Regions from separate parts of the Homo sapiens genome. Here region 2 is linked to region 1. The links are chromatin loops, found by intact Hi-C in ENCODE. Cell type or tissue: heart right ventricle. All regions are shown on one strand.

What was found. Peaks named below come from ENCODE experiments on the same cell type or tissue, not always from the same donor. Only the 100,000 strongest peaks of a DNase experiment are listed, where the experiment ranks them.
Region 2: it touches region 1 in a loop (2.1-fold over the local background); 2 of 110 quality-filtered maps call a loop at or near these places.

What each region holds. Positions count from the first base shown.
Region 1 is chr1:112,321,388-112,329,387 of GRCh38, forward strand. The region is part of intron 1 of LINC02884 (long intergenic non-protein coding RNA 2884); the gene reads right to left. Among named protein-coding and RNA genes, the nearest start is that of LINC02884, 35 kb to the right of the region's middle. RefSeq lists an enhancer at 4,342-4,841. In heart right ventricle, no CTCF peak of the experiment used is centred here; a DNase peak (open chromatin) is centred at 4,366; H3K27ac peaks cover 1,071 bases; H3K27me3 peaks cover 936 bases.
Region 2 is chr1:112,180,936-112,188,935 of GRCh38, forward strand. No RefSeq gene overlaps it. Among named protein-coding and RNA genes, the nearest start is that of LINC02884, 180 kb to the right of the region's middle. In heart right ventricle, no CTCF peak of the experiment used is centred here; no DNase peak of the experiment used is centred here.

The sequences.
Region 1 (8,000 bases):
GCCCTTCACAGGCCACTTCCACAGGTCCATATTTCCAAGGGCAGTCAGTGCCAAAAATATGCACACCCCTCATACCCACTTGTACAAACATAGCTTGGACAAGTGGGTAAAGGCCTTAAAGGATGGATGGGTGAGAGTTGAAGTCAGCAAGGGAAAGGGCTAGGAGATGGGGTGGAGGGACCTCAATTTCCACCCTTCCCTGGACCGTAGTAAAAATATTAAGGAGGTCACCAAAAATCCCAACCCCTTGGGATTTGTGACAGCCCCTTTCTATTTCCTGTCCAAAAGTCAAATATTAGGGGGCCATACCCTACATCCTATGTTTCCATGGGGAAAGGGGCATGCCACTTCATTCCCAGGGAAAGAACAGTAAAACTCTCTCCATCCTCTCTCCACTCCCTCTGGTTCTCCCCAAAGGAGAAGAAATGACCTATCTTATTGGCGAAGTTGGAGAAATGTTTGTGAATGCATAACTCAGCCCTTCCTGCATCTTATAAACCCTACCTGCCTGTAGCCATCACCTTTTCTCCTCCATGTGGGGATTAGGTCCATGCAGGGATTAGAGGGAGGCTCAAAACTTTTCCATTCTGTGAATGATATATTTGTAGATCCAATTCAGGGAGGATGAAGTAGAAAGCCTGTATGTGGCCACAGATCTGACAGCAATCGTAGCTGTCTCCAGCTGCAGACCCAGCGTCATCTTCTGCATGTGGAAATGGACCGGCAGCTCCACAATGCCAAGTCTGAGATAAGCCACGAGGGTTTTGATGGAGAATAAGACAGTAGGAAGTGAGAAGGGGAAGGAGACAGGAAATGTCTTATCAGTTTAGGAGGGAAAATAACTAGAACAAGGGATGACGAAACATGGGGAACAAACTGTAAAGGGCATTCGAGGGCAGTTGAAAGAAATAGCTTTGTCTGGATAGAGTAGAGGAAAAGGGGATTGAAAGGGAGATAGTAGGTAGGGGACATAGCATTAGTGGAATTTAAGTAGGCCGTGAAGCAAAGGATTTTTAGGTACAAGAGAACCTAAAAGGGCTCTGGAAAATGCAGATAACGTGCATAGGAGTAAAGGCCTGGAATCTAGTGATCTTAAGGGCCAAGAATGACTGCAGGATGTAAAAGTTAATCTATGTTAAGCTTGGTCAAACTGCATCTAATGAATGACTAAGTTGAATGCATATAATATACCTATTTCTATCTGTGCATGCCTTGAAACCTGGAGCTCCTCTCACTATAAGGAAGGAGTTTGTACAATGAACAGCTGATTGAACAGAAGCATGCTTTTGAACCTGGATGAAACCACAGTGCAGAGCTCAGTCACAATTTCAAAATTAAAGCTAAAAATGACAACAAAACTCTCCAAGTTTCTGTAGCTGGAGGTGATGGAGGTGGCCATTGGGGCTGCCAATTACTGCCAGATGTCCTGTTCTTTTATGCATACTTTTAGTTATCTAAATTAAATGATGGTTTGGCAGGGAGAGATTATTTCATTTTGTGTTAGAGTTTCCTGTCCGCACCTTGGTTTAATTGAAGACACCATGGGCTGTCATATAACTAATACTGGAGTTCATCATACTACACATTTGGGATGGTATGAACCCAAAGCTAGAGACAAATTAATATACAAAGGCTTGGATGATGTGAAAATGGAAAACAAAGAGAAATAGCTAATAGTTATTTCAAGAGAAGAAAATGTAGATGAAAAAAAGACATAGAAACAGAAGCAGGAAGATTTTTTTAGTTGGAAAGAAAGAAGGAAGGAAGGAGGATGAAGTAGAAAGGAGGCAAGGAGGAAGGGAAGCAAATGATTGGGTAGATAAACAGGGAATAGAGAAAGGAAAGGAGAAAATAAATGTTCTGTAAGTAAAAATATACGCATGAAACAAGGGTATTTTCTCTATTTCATTCAACCTCTTTGTGGTTGTTTTGTTTTTAAAAGCAGGGAATATCAAACAGCTGTTTTTACAGCTTCTGTCACTTTGTCAAAGCCGGCCTGCACACTCTGACTGCCAGGCACACCCAGACAGCATGCTAGTGGCAAGGCGCTCTGGTGAGCAGATGGGCCAAGCCTGCAGCCACACAGAAAGGTCAGTGCTGATGCCCATCAGGCCCCTCAGGGCTAGAGCCGAAACCAAGACCCTGGGAACCTGCTGGAGAGAGATAAGCAAACACTCAAGGCAGCATTTCTCTTCCAGATTAAAAAAAAAGAAGAAGAAAGAAAGAAAGAAAAAAAGAAAGAATTTGCCTAGAGATAATCTTCACTCAGTGCAAGCAGCAAAAAACTCAATGTCAGATGACATGAACTTAGGCCCCAACTCTGCCATTTCTGACCTATGTGGCCTCAGGCTGTTTGTTTTGCCTCTGAAAGTCTCAGTTTCCCCATTTATGGAATAAGGATAATACTTCACAGGGTTTTCACAAGGATTAAACAAGGTAATAATATGGCTCACAGCCTAGAAAATAGAGGCCCGTGGTCACTATGTTAAAAACTCATGTTTGGAAAAAAGAAACCAACAAATATAGATGATAGACAGATGGAGGGAGGGTGAGAGATTAGATAGATAGGTTGACTGACTGATAGACAGGTGACAGATACATAGATGAAGGAGATCCAGGAAAGTCTTTCAAATAAATTTTTGGTTTCTGATAAATGTAAGAAGGGTCTTCTACTCTCTTCCTCTCCTCCCATTCCTGCCAGTAGCAGCCAGGCCTCTTGGAAATCACAAAGGTGATTCTCCTTTCCAAGTCCCTTCCCAAACAAGCCCTCCAGTAGCACTGCTCATGGGGAAACACTGCCACGTCCAACAGAGGTCTTTATCAGAAGCCCTCAAGGAAGGGGCTTCCTCCCCTAGTGGTCTGTTCCCTCCTAAGAGTTATTGCACTACTTCATGATGTATCTGTGATGGGATGGGAGTAGGGGACACATAGAGATAAACAGTAGGAAGAAGAAGAGATGCGATCTCAGAAGCACCAGCATGAGAAGGCAAGAGCAGCATGTCTGTCTCTCCCCCAACAAGCTGGTGAGGTCGAGGGCATGGTCAAAGGTCAAGGAGGATGTGCCTGGAAGAGGGCCCTTTCCTCACAAGACCATAGCTTACCCAAGTGCCTCTTTACAGGGCTCCTGCCAGCTCACCAGCACCCTCATCTTTATCATTATCATCCCAGAGCAGAAGATTCCAGAAGACAAGTGAGCCTTTTCTGCAGGGCCTGGAGAAGCACGCAGTGTCTGCCTCCTCACTGGGCACTTGGCTTGCCAGTCTGAAAGCATGGCCCTTGGCCTGGCCTCTCTGAGACACTTAGATGATAAATAGAGCCTGCTCTCACCACCACCTGCACTTGGGCCCACCCCAAACACTTAGCCAGGAGCACGATGGTTAAAATTATAAATCAAGTTAACAAACTGTTAAGAAAAATATACTCTACCCTCCTACCTTGATAAATATACCTTCATAAGCCTGAGAAGTTTAAATTTAGAATTTCCAGGCTCCTGGGAGCTTGCACTGGCAAATGGAGCTATGGAGAAGGATGACTTCCCACCCCCAGGCTGCCCCCCACCTCTTCCCACACTGGGCTCTGTCTTGCCCTTGAGGGACCTCACACACATGTGGACACCCAGCCCGCATGTCCAAGCTCTGTCCACAACCCCAGTGGGACAGTCCATTCTCTAAAGGAAGTACTGAGAAGAAGCTTACACAGACTCAGGAGCAGGTGTGGAGCCATTTGGCAGGGAATTGCAGGTTCTCAGGTACCTGAAGTATGGTGTAGAAAGAGGGTCACCGTCCTTGGGTGGGTGTATCCTCCTGGCCTTAAGGATTTATTGCCCTTTGGGGAGGAATATGGCTGGAAGGGGATTACAGCGGGCAGGTCCAAAGCAGAGGTCCCTATGCCCAGATCCTTGCTGTCAGCATCCTCATCAACATCATGCCCTACACCCAATAGCATTCTCATTCCCATCCCAGGCAGTGTAGAGAACATTACCATTGGATTCGCTGCCTGCTTGGGCCCTTGCTACACCCTTCCAGCCACAGTTTTACCAGCTTCAGCCAGGAACTCGAGTTTCTCAAGCCCGAAGCCCTTTTGGGAAGAGACTGCAGGGGCAGAGAGAGGAGAGCCAGGCTGGAGACTGAGGCAGGTTTGAGTGGAGTGATGACTCCTGGGGCAGGTCCCATTGTTAAGGAGGCCCCCCACCAGATTTAATGGAGCGTTTCTGCTGTTCTTTTCACAGTGTTGTGGCTCTTAATAGGCTCCCCTGGCGGGCCGTTCAGAGCCCACGCTGCCTCTGAGCAGCTGCTGTGCTGAGCGAGAGAGCAAGCGGCTCGTTTGCAGACCACGTGCCTGTCGCCTTCTTAGGAAGCCATCACGGCACGTCCTGGAACAGGCTCCCGAGGAGGCATCACAGTTTAGCGTAATTCGTCAACTTCACAGCTGCTACTTGGGAGGGAGGGGGCCAAGGAAGCCAGCGCCAAGCCACTCAGGAATCTCAGTAGCATTCCCCAGGCCAGCAGAGAGAAGGTGAGCCCCAGCAGGAGTAGGCAGAGCTTCCAACGTGCTGCTAGCTTCACCTCCAGCCCTGGCCAAGATCTCTACTTGCCCTGAGGGTGCCAGCAGACTGGAAACTGAGGGAAACAGCTGGGTCTTCAGGGTCAGAGAGAGTGGATTCAAGCCTCCTCATCATCCATAATCTATGTTGTAACAAGCTTTTCGGTGATTCTGATGCACACTAAAGTTTGAGAACACCTGGTCAAGCCTCCCCCACCCCCACCCCAGTGGTCTCCCCATTTCTCCACCTTGGCCTCTCCCTAGGATTACCCTGACCTCCTGACAATCTAGCAACTAAAAAGTCAGCGCCTGGCACAAGAGCAAGCTCCAGGACCTTGCTCCAGCTGCCTCCATTCTGTTTGGTCAGTGCCCATTATTATACCATATGAGGTCTGCCTATCCCATGGGGTTGTTGTGGGCATTAAATAAATAATGCCTGTAGGGTGCAAAACAGAACACCTGGCATAAAGAAAGCACTTGACTGGTGGAAGATACTTTGATGTTATTTTGGGGGTCTCTTACTTTCTTTGCAACCTCTGGATGCACAGTTCTGCCCTGGGCCAATTTCCCCTTTCTTGTCTTCCTTCCCTCTGCGGCAAAGAGCCAGCCTGCTTGCCGGCTTCCAGTGGTCACCAGAGCTTCCTCAGCCTAACCCACCTAGGAACATCACAGCATCTCTGTTTTCCACCCCATCCATCCTATTCCAAAAGAAAACATGTAACCTCAAAAAGTTAATGTTTTTTGGATTTTTGTTGTTGTTGTTGTTGTTGTTGTTTTGAGATAGGGTCTCACTCTGTTGCCTTGGCTGGAGTACAGTGGCACAATCATGGCTCCCTGCAGCCTCCATTTCCATCACCCGGGCTCAGGTGATCCTCCCACCTCAGCCTCCTAGGTAGCTGGAACTACAGGCGCACACCACCACACCCAGCTAATTTTTTGTAGAGATGGGGTTTCACCATGTTGCCCAGGCTGGTCTTGAAATCCTGGGCTCAAGCAATCCATCTGCCTTGGCTTGCCAAAGTACTGAGATTACAGGTGTGAGCCACCATGCCCAGCCTGGTTGTTTTTTTAATAGATTGTTTTTTAGAGCAGTTTTAGGTTCACTGCAAAATTGAGCAGAAAGTACAGAGTTCTCATGTATTCCCTTGTCTCCACACAAGCACAGCCTTGCTCACTATTGTTTTAATCAATCAACCTACATTGACACATCATTATCACCCAGAGTCCATAGTTTATATTAGGGTTCACTCTTGGGGTTGCAGATTCTATGGGTTTTGACAAATGTAGAATGGCATGCATCCACCATTATAGTACCATGGAGAGTAGTTTCACTACCCTGAAAATCTCATGCTCTGCCTGTTCATCCTTCCCTTACCCCGAACTCTGGCAACCACCCATTCTTTTACTCTCTCCATAGTTTGGCCTTTTACAGACTGTCATTCAGTTGGAATCACACAGTATGTAACTTTTTCAGATGGCTTCATTCAGTTACTAATATACATTTAAGATTCCTTTACATCTTTTTATGGCTTGCTAGCTCATTTATTTTTAGCACTGAATAATATTCCATTGTCTGAGTGTACCCATGTATTCATTCACCTAATGAAGGATATTTTGGTTGCTTCTAAGTTTTGGCAATTATGAATAAAACTGCTATAAACATTCATGTGCATGCTTTTGTGTGGACACAATTTTCAACTCATTTGGGTAAATACCAATGAGTACAATTGCTGAATCATATGGTTAAGAGTATGTTCAGTTTTCTAAGAAACCACCAAACTGTCTTCCAAAATGGCTGTACCGTTTTGCATTCCCACTAGCAATGAATGAGAGTTCCTGTTGCTCCACATCCTCAGCAGTATATGGTGTGGTCAATGTTCTGGATTTTGGCCATTCTACTAGGTATACGCAGTAGTGCAGCTCATCATTTTAATTTGCAATTCTCTAATGACATATGTTGTTGAGCATCTTTTCATATGCTTACTTGTCATTTGTACATCTTCCTTGCTGAGGTGCCTGTGTGGGTCTTTTGCCCATATTTGCTTTCCGATTGTTGAACTTTAAGAGTTCTTTGTATATTTTGGATCACTGTCCTTTATCAGAAATATCTTTTGCAAATATTTCTCAGTCTATGACTTGTTTTCTCATTATCTTAAGGTTCATTGATTTCTAATGTTTTTTTCTCTTCTGTTTTGTTTTAGTAGCAAAGAGACAAAGGGAAAAATAAGAAATATTTAGTGAAAGTGAATGTTACAAGCACTCTAAAAGGCCTCACAGTGGAAGTTCTCCTGAGGTCTAGGGACAGAGTGCAGATGTCTTTCACAAGTCCCCCAACTCCTGTCTTTCATTTCCATTCATCCACACCTTGATTAAAAGCTCCATCCTTAGATAAGGAACTCCCCAGGCAAACTTCCTCAAAACAGTTTTTTGTTCCAATAGACAAATGATTAGCATTTCTCAACACCTTTGGGCCCACTGGCCTCTCTGAGAATCTAATCAAAGCCACAGGCCCATCCCCATTAAAATGCGTATAGACACATAAGCCCACACTCTTACATGCCCTCTCAGGGTGTTCACAGACTTCCCGAAGCCCATCCAACATTTGGTGCCACCAAATTAAGGGACCCTGCTGGAGAAGAATAAAAGAAAGAACAGAGCTGCTAACAGGCAATCAGGCAGGGCACTAAGGAGCAAAGTTAAAGGCATTCTCTTTTCAAAGAAAAACCCAAATTCACAATTTCTGATCTTCAAAGCCCCTGAGACCACTCTCTTGTCAGCACCTTGCTCTTTTGAGATTTGGGGAGAAAATAAAGAAATGCAGTCCTCCTCCCGCTGCAGCAGCACCGCCCTCTCAGCTCTGCCCCACAAGGCCTCCTAGTGGGCCATCAGTGGGCTTGCTGTCTGGGGCCTTCGTGGTTGACACAGGAGGCAGGTTAGGGCTAGGGCAAGGTGAGTAAAAAACTCATGGTGCAAAATGTAAGGGGACACTCACTCTCTGGGCTCTGCAGAGAAGTCCATCTAGGAGACATTTGGCCAGTAGCATTCACCATCTATGGAAAGAGTCAGCTGCCAGGAGGGTAGAAAACTTTGGCCCAACCAAGATAGAGTTGGTTTGTACCAACCACAGCCACCTCAAAGCAGAGCTCTCTGGCATTTCACCAGCTCTCAGACCACCTCTGGTGACCTTTGAAAGTGAGGACAGTCCAGCTCCCACATGGGAAAGAGAGCAGGGACCTTGTTATCACTTGACACAGAGCCCCAGAGAAGCTGGCTGGGAGCCCTGAGGAGAGGGTCTTTCTCCATCCCCCTCCTGGGGTGGTGGCAGTCACGCTTGCTGGAGTGGCTCCTTCCCTGTGGTGAGATGAAGGGACCACCTCCAGGAGGTCTGAGTGTGGACACTGGGGCCTGGTCTTCACACACAGTCCTCTTTCTCTTCAGCACCATTCACATGCAGCCTC
Region 2 (8,000 bases), 140 kb before region 1:
CTTTCTGTCTTTCCAACATGCTAAGCTCATTCCCACCTTAAGGCTCTTACATTATTGTTCCCTCTGTCTATGTTTTATACAACCAGTGGCTTCTCATCCTCCAGGTCTTAGTATAAGGCAGCCTTCTGTGGCCCCCTATCAACATAGTCTGCCCTACTTACACCCCATCTCATCATCCTGCTGATTTTCTCAACAACTTTGCTTAATTCCTTTTTTTCTCTCTACTCTGTGAAGACAGAGACTATATCTTGTTCATGATGTATCCCTTGTACTTTACAGTGCAAGTATTATAGTACTTGATCAATAAATATTTGTTGAAAAACTAAATGAGTGAATTTATCACAGGAATTTCCATTCCAGGATTTGATTTTTCATTAGCCAATTACAGACTAAAATCATTTCTCACATTCCTTCTTGTTTTTGGCTCTAGGCTGCAAATCCATAGCTATAGAAATTATAGAATGTAACAGGAAGATACAGACGGTTGATCTTCAACAAAACAAGAGAAAACAACAAAACTTCCACATTAGTGGAAATAAACCACTCCTTCATTCAGTAAATACTGAGCACCTATGTTGTGCCAGATAGTGTCAAGCACCCATAATACCCTGACATTTAGCATAGCACTTGAGTGAAGCTTACAGTCTGGGACAGGCAAACATCAAACATATAAATATGTAGTTATACCTTGAATTAACTGCTCTGAAGAAAAGGGAAAATAACTTGTTGAGACTAACAATGGGGCAACAAGATGGTCAGGAAATGGCTCTCTGAAGAGAAGACAAAACATTTAAGCTGCAACCTGAAGGCTGATGAGTGAAAAGTGAAAGGGAGATGGCCCAAGGGAAAGAGTCTGGCCCCCTGGATGGTCTGTATCCATGGATGAGGGAAAGTGAGGTCCCTCACTCCATGGATCATACAGGGAGCTCTTTGCCACTTTCTCACACACCCCTTTAGCCATAAGGGAAAACAAATTTTTAAAAATGAATTCTTTGTCTACAAATGTAACTTTTGCACTCCAAGTCTGGGTATTTGGACCTCAGAAGGAATACCAGACAGGTTTCTTCTTTGTTCCAACAGCTTTGTTCTGTATCTTCATTGTGTGTCTTTGACTTCTTGAAGGATTTGAACTGATCTGAAGAACCTCAGCATATTGATCTCTCCCTAGGTGGCATGGATTTGTCTCTCCCATCTCCAGAAAGGAAACCATTTACCTCTTCTGATTCCTCTGAGTGTCTGACAGCAGCCCATTAGGGTGACACTTAGGCATTTATGGCATAATTTTCTGGGCATATTTATTTAGGAAAAATACCTTAATTATTTAATAGTCCACAACTCCTGCCAACTCATTATAAAGTCTGGGCATGTGAACCAGATGGCGAAGGAAAAATAAATAAAAGATCAGTGCCCTGCTGGAGCCCCGGGTCACTGAATCTGCTCTGCACAAGACCTTCAGTAAGCAACCACTCTTTGGTATGCCAGGAGGGTTCCCCATTCACTATGCTCCCGGTGAGCGCTCCCGGTGAGCACATCTGGGGCTTCCCCCCTTGGACCTGGAGGGACCTAAGAAGAACAATGGACAAAACACTGGACTAGGAATCCACACACAAGATCGTAGATCTACTCATTGGCTACTAGAATTTGTCCCTACCTGCTGTGTGACTGTAGGCAAGTCTCCTTTCCTTTCTAAATCTCAATATCCTATCTTTTTCTCATAAAATCAAGTCATCAAACCAGATCAGGGGTTTTCTAATATGTTTTTATCTGTAAAACCCTGTCTTCTATGGAAATTTATATGGAGGTCTAATACAGTAAACAGGTAAAGTAGAGCCCACTTTTACTTTGTCGCCAGAAAGTGCTCCTTGGGATGCCCAATGCTCCTAGAAACACTGCTTGGAAGCTACTGAGTTAGAAGCTCTCACAGTCTTTGATTATAAAGGATTCAGAGATTGGTTTGCCCCATGCTATGGATTGAATTGTGTCTCTCCCACCAGCCCCCTGCGATTCATATGTTGAAGCCTTAATTCCTGATGCTACCGTAATTGGGGATATGGTTTTTAGGAGGTAATGGTTAAATGACATCATGGTGGGGAGGCGCCTAATCCAATAGGATTGGTGGCCTTACAAGAAGAGGAAGAAAGAGCAATATCTCTTTCTCCACAGCGTGTACCAAGAAAAGGCCATTGGAGGACACAGCAAGAAAAAAGCCATCTGCAAGCCAGAAAGAGAGCCCCCACTGGGAATCAAAGGAGCTAGCACCTTGATGTGGGACTTCTCAGCCTCCAGAACTGTGAGAATACATTTCTGTTGTTTAAGCCACTCTTTGGTATTTTGTTAGAGCAGTCTGAACCAATAAGTCCCAGCTGTGGAGCCAGTGGCCTCTTGGTCCAAAGATGAGAGTGGCCGTCATAACTTTGAATTTGACTCCTTTAATGTCCATAAGTCAGTGTTCCAGTTTGAAGGCAAAGGAATGTCCAGTTCCTCCACAGGACTTCCTCATCTGCTCCAGCTCATAGAGACATCTTTCCTCCCTGGACTCTTCCTGTCCTCGTGTTTTGTTTGATTATCTCTTAATTGAATAAGGATAATCTATGTAACTTAAAATCATATAGGCAGGCAGTTATATCTTTTCAGTGCTCCCGCTTAACTCTTATTTTATTCCTCTGTCCAACAATATTTGTTGACTCCCCAGCAAAATCAAATAAAGATCAAAATTTCACATGCTCCATCCTTGCCTTTACAGCTCCCCTACACATAACCTAGGTAATGGACCAATCATTCTTCTACATGCTCTGTGTTTTTCTGCTTCTACACATTGTTTACTCTGCTTTTTCATCTGGGACACTACCTACCATCTATGGCTGTCTAAATTCCTCCCACCCATCAAGGCCAAACTCAGATGCCATCTTCTCCATAAAAGCTTCCCTGAAACCTCTAGTTGGAAATATTATTATTACCTCTTCTGCACTTTCATTGCCACTGACTCTGCTGATGGTTGCACATAGCACCCGTTTTCCTGCTATAGCTATCTGACAGTGTCTTAAATCTCCTTCTAGACTGCAAATGTCTTGAGAACAAGAACCATGTCTTATTCATCTTTTAATCTTATATGGTGCCTGGCATAGTGCCTTGTAATTAGAAGGTACACAATAAATAATGGTTAAATGAATGGATGGATAAATGAATTTGAGTATAACTGTACCTGATTAGGTGAGGAACAACTTAAATATAGACAGAGATTTTAATATGCCTGTGCATAAAAGAGGAAGTACGAACCTGGAATATGTGATGAGCTTGGGGGCAGATGTCAGAGATGAAAGGTGCAGTAACTCATAACGCATTCAACAGCTACATGTGTGTTAAGCACTAACCATATCCCAGGAACTGTTATGCTACTGGTGACCAAAACAGACAAAGCTCTTGCCTTCTTGGGACTTGCAGTGTAGTGAGAGAAACAGATATTAGGTATACACTTGAATATTATGTTAAATAATAATTATAACAAGTAGCTTGCTATATAAAGAAAAAGAAGACATTACTCTGAAGGAGAATGAGAAGCACACATAATTTAGATTGAAGGGTCAGCAAAGGGCTCCTCAAAGACATGGCATTTTAAACAAAGGTTAACTAGGTTGAGACCTGAAGGGCCAGTAAGAGTCAGGCAGCCTTAGAGACATACAAGGCCCCAATATAGGAAACTGGTGCCTGCAAGAAACTGCAAAGCCAAGACGGCCCAAGTGTAGAGGCAGAGGGATTGTTAGGAGAAGAAGATGGAGGGTAGGTGAGGACTTGATAGTGTGGGGCCCTCCAGGTTTCTTAGAAGTCTAGGTTTCTTCTAAGCACAGTAGGAAGTCACTGAAGGATTTCAGCAGAGAAGGAACATAATCCACCCTTCACTTTGAGTGCTGCATGGGGAAAGATTGGACCCGCTACAGAGTTAAGTTAGGAGACTGTGGCAGGGAAGATTTTAGACTAAAGGAGTGGCAATGGATGTGCAGAGAAGTGACAATATTGGAGAAATATTTTGGGAGATATAATATTTGAGATACAGTTATTGCCACCAAATTTCTTGAATGTATTTTCTTATTTATTGTCAATGTTTCACAATTAGAACATAAGCTCCATGAGGACAAGGACTTGTCTTATACACTGCTGAGTCCCACTGCCTACAACAGTGCTTGGCATATAGTGGGTATTGGGTAATATTTGTCAAATGAAATTATGATGGAATGACTTATAAATTTGAGGTAAAAATGAAAAGGAAGAAGGTGTAGAGAGAGAATTCCAGGATTGAAGGTGATATTTATTGAAATGAGAAAAATGAGGAGAAGCTATTTTGGAGGATAAGATCAAAAACTTATTTTTTGACCTCTTAAGTTTTCTAGATGCCTGTGAGGTATCCAAATGGTTACTGGTCTGAAAATTCTAATTTAGGTAATAGCTACACAGGTACAGCATCTCAAATCATGGTAACATCTAATACAGAATTTCTTGACTTGGAGAATATAGTGGCCAAGGATCTGTGCATAAAGGATTTCATAAACCTGAATGGAAAAAATATTGTATCTTCATTTTTACTAACTTCTACCTGAAATTTAGCATTTTTTTCAGTTATGACTGACTGTAGGCAGCAACCTACAGCAGTATATGCAGTACCTGTGACTTTTGTGAACAATAGAATTTACAGATATTTCCATACATGTTACAACCATCACAGATACCTTGCAAGATCATTTGTGCTCATCACTACCTCAACATGATAGAAGTCATTAGACTCACCATTATATCTTCTTATTTAACACACTGATTTTAAAGTATATCTATTGTTATAGTACAAATTTGGTTTTTTATGTTTTTGTAACTGTTTTTCAAAATAACATGTTTCCTTTTTTGTCCTATAGAGTTTACTTAATGTATTTAAAATCATTACTGTGACAAAGGGTGCACAGGCTTTGCCAGGCAGCTGGAGGGTCTGTGTCTCAGGATAGGTTAAGAGCTTCTAAGAGGAGCTGGAGGCTGCATCTGGGGAGGAGGGAGCTACTGGGAAAGCAGGAGCTGTTGGAGGAGAAACAGCCAAGGGGAGAGAGAAGCTGACTAGAAAAACTAGATCAGACCAAGGATGAACTAGTTAGGGCTGAGAGAAGCAGGAAGCTATCAAGAACAAATTGGAAAAATGAGGAAATGAATGAACAGCTCCAGGAGCTGACCCGGGGGCTTCACACCCAGTGGAGACCAGAGAGAGAATTCTGGAAATGGAAGAACAGGGAGCACAAGTTAGGTTGCGGCCTGTGAATGGCCGAGCTTGGGCTGGAGACCCTGTACTACATCTTCCAGAGAGGCAGCTCTTCCAGAGCTGGGGGCTCCCAACCTGGGTATAAGGATGCCTGGGGCAGGCACGTTAGAGAAGGGATCACTGGGCTGGGAAAACAGGGATCCAGGCCCTGCCCTTGACCAGCTCTGAGACTTTAGTCCAATCTATGTTCTTCCCTTGGGAGGGTGAAGGGTGGTCTGTTTTCTTATCCTATAGCTGAAGAAGTTGAACTAGAAGATTCCTCACGGTCCCCTAATACAAACAGTGTAGGATTTGGTTAGTCCTCTGTTCTGGGCCTGCTGTGATACCAGCTGGCTGGAAGTGGAGTCTCCTGTATTCACCTGGCTGCTCAGAGCCTCCCTTCTTTGTATTCTCCTTGTACATTCTTCAGGCTTCTCTTACAACACCTTGTGGCACTTACCCATTTATAAACCTGTCATTCCCATTCCCAACCCTACCCATAGACTATGAGCTTTTAAGACTAAGGATTTTGCCTTGCAGATTCACTTTTTCTCTCTGCTACCTAGCTCAGCAAACATTTGCTGAGTGAAAGAATGAATTGATATAACAATTCCATGAATAAATGATACAACAATTTATATACTTTGAGAATAATTATTTGATTGGGACAAGAGTAATTGAAGTGCAAATAGATGGTTAAATATATCAACGTCTATACTAAAAATGGTCTATAGTCAACAGGTGGTATCAAATTTTGTTCCTTCACTTTACCTACATATTTATCTCTACACCCTAGAGAAAAATAATTTTCATAATAAATTCCCTCTGGTCTCTCTCTGGCAAGTGAGGTCTCCACCACCATCCCTATCCCTCCCTCTCCTAGGCCCCATGGAGAATGAGTCAAATTCTGATCTCACTGGTCTGATTTCAGGCTATTGATTGACCCTCTCTTCTGCCTCCTGTCTCAGGAACAATAACTGAGCCCACCCACTCAAGCTTGAAGACCAACTGCAGAGAGGTCCTCCTTGGGCTTAAGCTCAAGATGCATACTCTAACTGACTTTACTCAAAGCAGCTGAAGTATCAAGCCCTAGCTCGACCAATAACAGAGTGCTTCATGGTTTCCCATTTGCCATGTATGTATATAGCCATCTCAGGCACATTAAGGGACAATTTGTGGCTAAGTTAAGGCAAGATTTGACTATTTCTAGATCCACCTGGCCTTTAACAGAGAAATCCCCATTCCTTTAGATGCTTGAGGGAAAAACACTCTGAGTCGGAGTATGCTAGTCTTGTGTAGGGTTGGAGAGGTGAACCGAGGAAATAAGAATGTCTCAAAAGCTGTTTAGTTGCAAGGAACAGAAAATCACTCCAACTAACTTAAGAAGAGAGGCATTTATTTAAAGATACAAGAAAATTCAGAGAAAAAAATTGTATCATGAGGAAAGCAGAAGATAGATGGCACAGAGATAAGAAGTTAGTGAAAGAAAGTTTATGAAGTAGAGATAACAACTGAGGATGTCTCTTTAAGAAATTCAGCAATAAAACAGAGATGTGCGTCAGTAACCCAAGAGAGTATTGCAGAAGACAATGTTCTCAGAATGTAAATTGAGGGATAGGAGTTAGAGAAGGGGCAATAGGGAAAAGAAAGATGACATAATTGATACACAGTAGATGCTCAATAAATACTTGCAAATCAATTGAAACCACCTGGGCTGAGGAGAAATGAAGTTAAATGTCTCAAGGGACACTGAGCGTATCTTTATCTCTGTCCTACAAGGTAGGCAACTACTTTCTGATTTCTCAAGCGCTGCAGTATGAGACTCAGCCATCACCCTCTGAGGAAATTGACAGCTTTCTCAGGCCACAGCCAGGGGAACAGGCATATTGTTGAAGTCTCAAAGCCACCATGAGTTTCTCATGCCAGCTGCCTGTGATTCCTACATATTGTGAGACCAAACAGATTTGAAGAGAGCAAAAAGTAGTCAGGAATAGCCAAGATCACATTTATAAATTGGCATTATGAATTATTACTTGCCAAATACAGTCCCAACAGAGGCTGGCCTTTCTCTTAAACAGGATTCTTGCTTTTGGGTCAGGACTACAGGAGGTCTGGAGAAGGGGCTAGTAGTTCAATCTAATTATACTAGCCATTGTATAAGAATTAAAGAGGTAAACTGAGTAAATGAGATGTCTTAGAGATATTTTGGTTGCAAGGAACAGATGTTCACTCAAGCTAATTTGAATAAAATAGAATTTATTTAAAAAAAATCAGAGAGATCTCCTAAAGCAAAATTGTCAGAAAAAATTATAATGAGCCTTAGAAGAAATGGGGAGTTGACATGCTGCTGTTCCCTCTCTTCCTCCTTCTATCTTCTTTCCTCCTCAAACCGCATGTCTTTCACATCTTCCATGTTATCTTCATGATAATATTTCTCTGTCCCTAGACCAGTTTCTGTACTCATGATGCCACTTTTACACAGTCTGTCATGAATGCCCTGAAATGGTGATCTCAGCCCCTAGTTAATGGAATCTTGCAGGAATGCTCCCACAAATTAATGACTCAATCTCTGCACTCTCATTCTAAATTCCCTACAAGAGCCATCTATTGGCTCAGCTAGGACCAGCTGTCTACACTATGTAATCAGATATTACTGATGTAAAGACACATGGTAATTAAAGCCATCCATTTCAGGCTGTGAATGGGAAGGTTTTCTAAGAATGAGGTG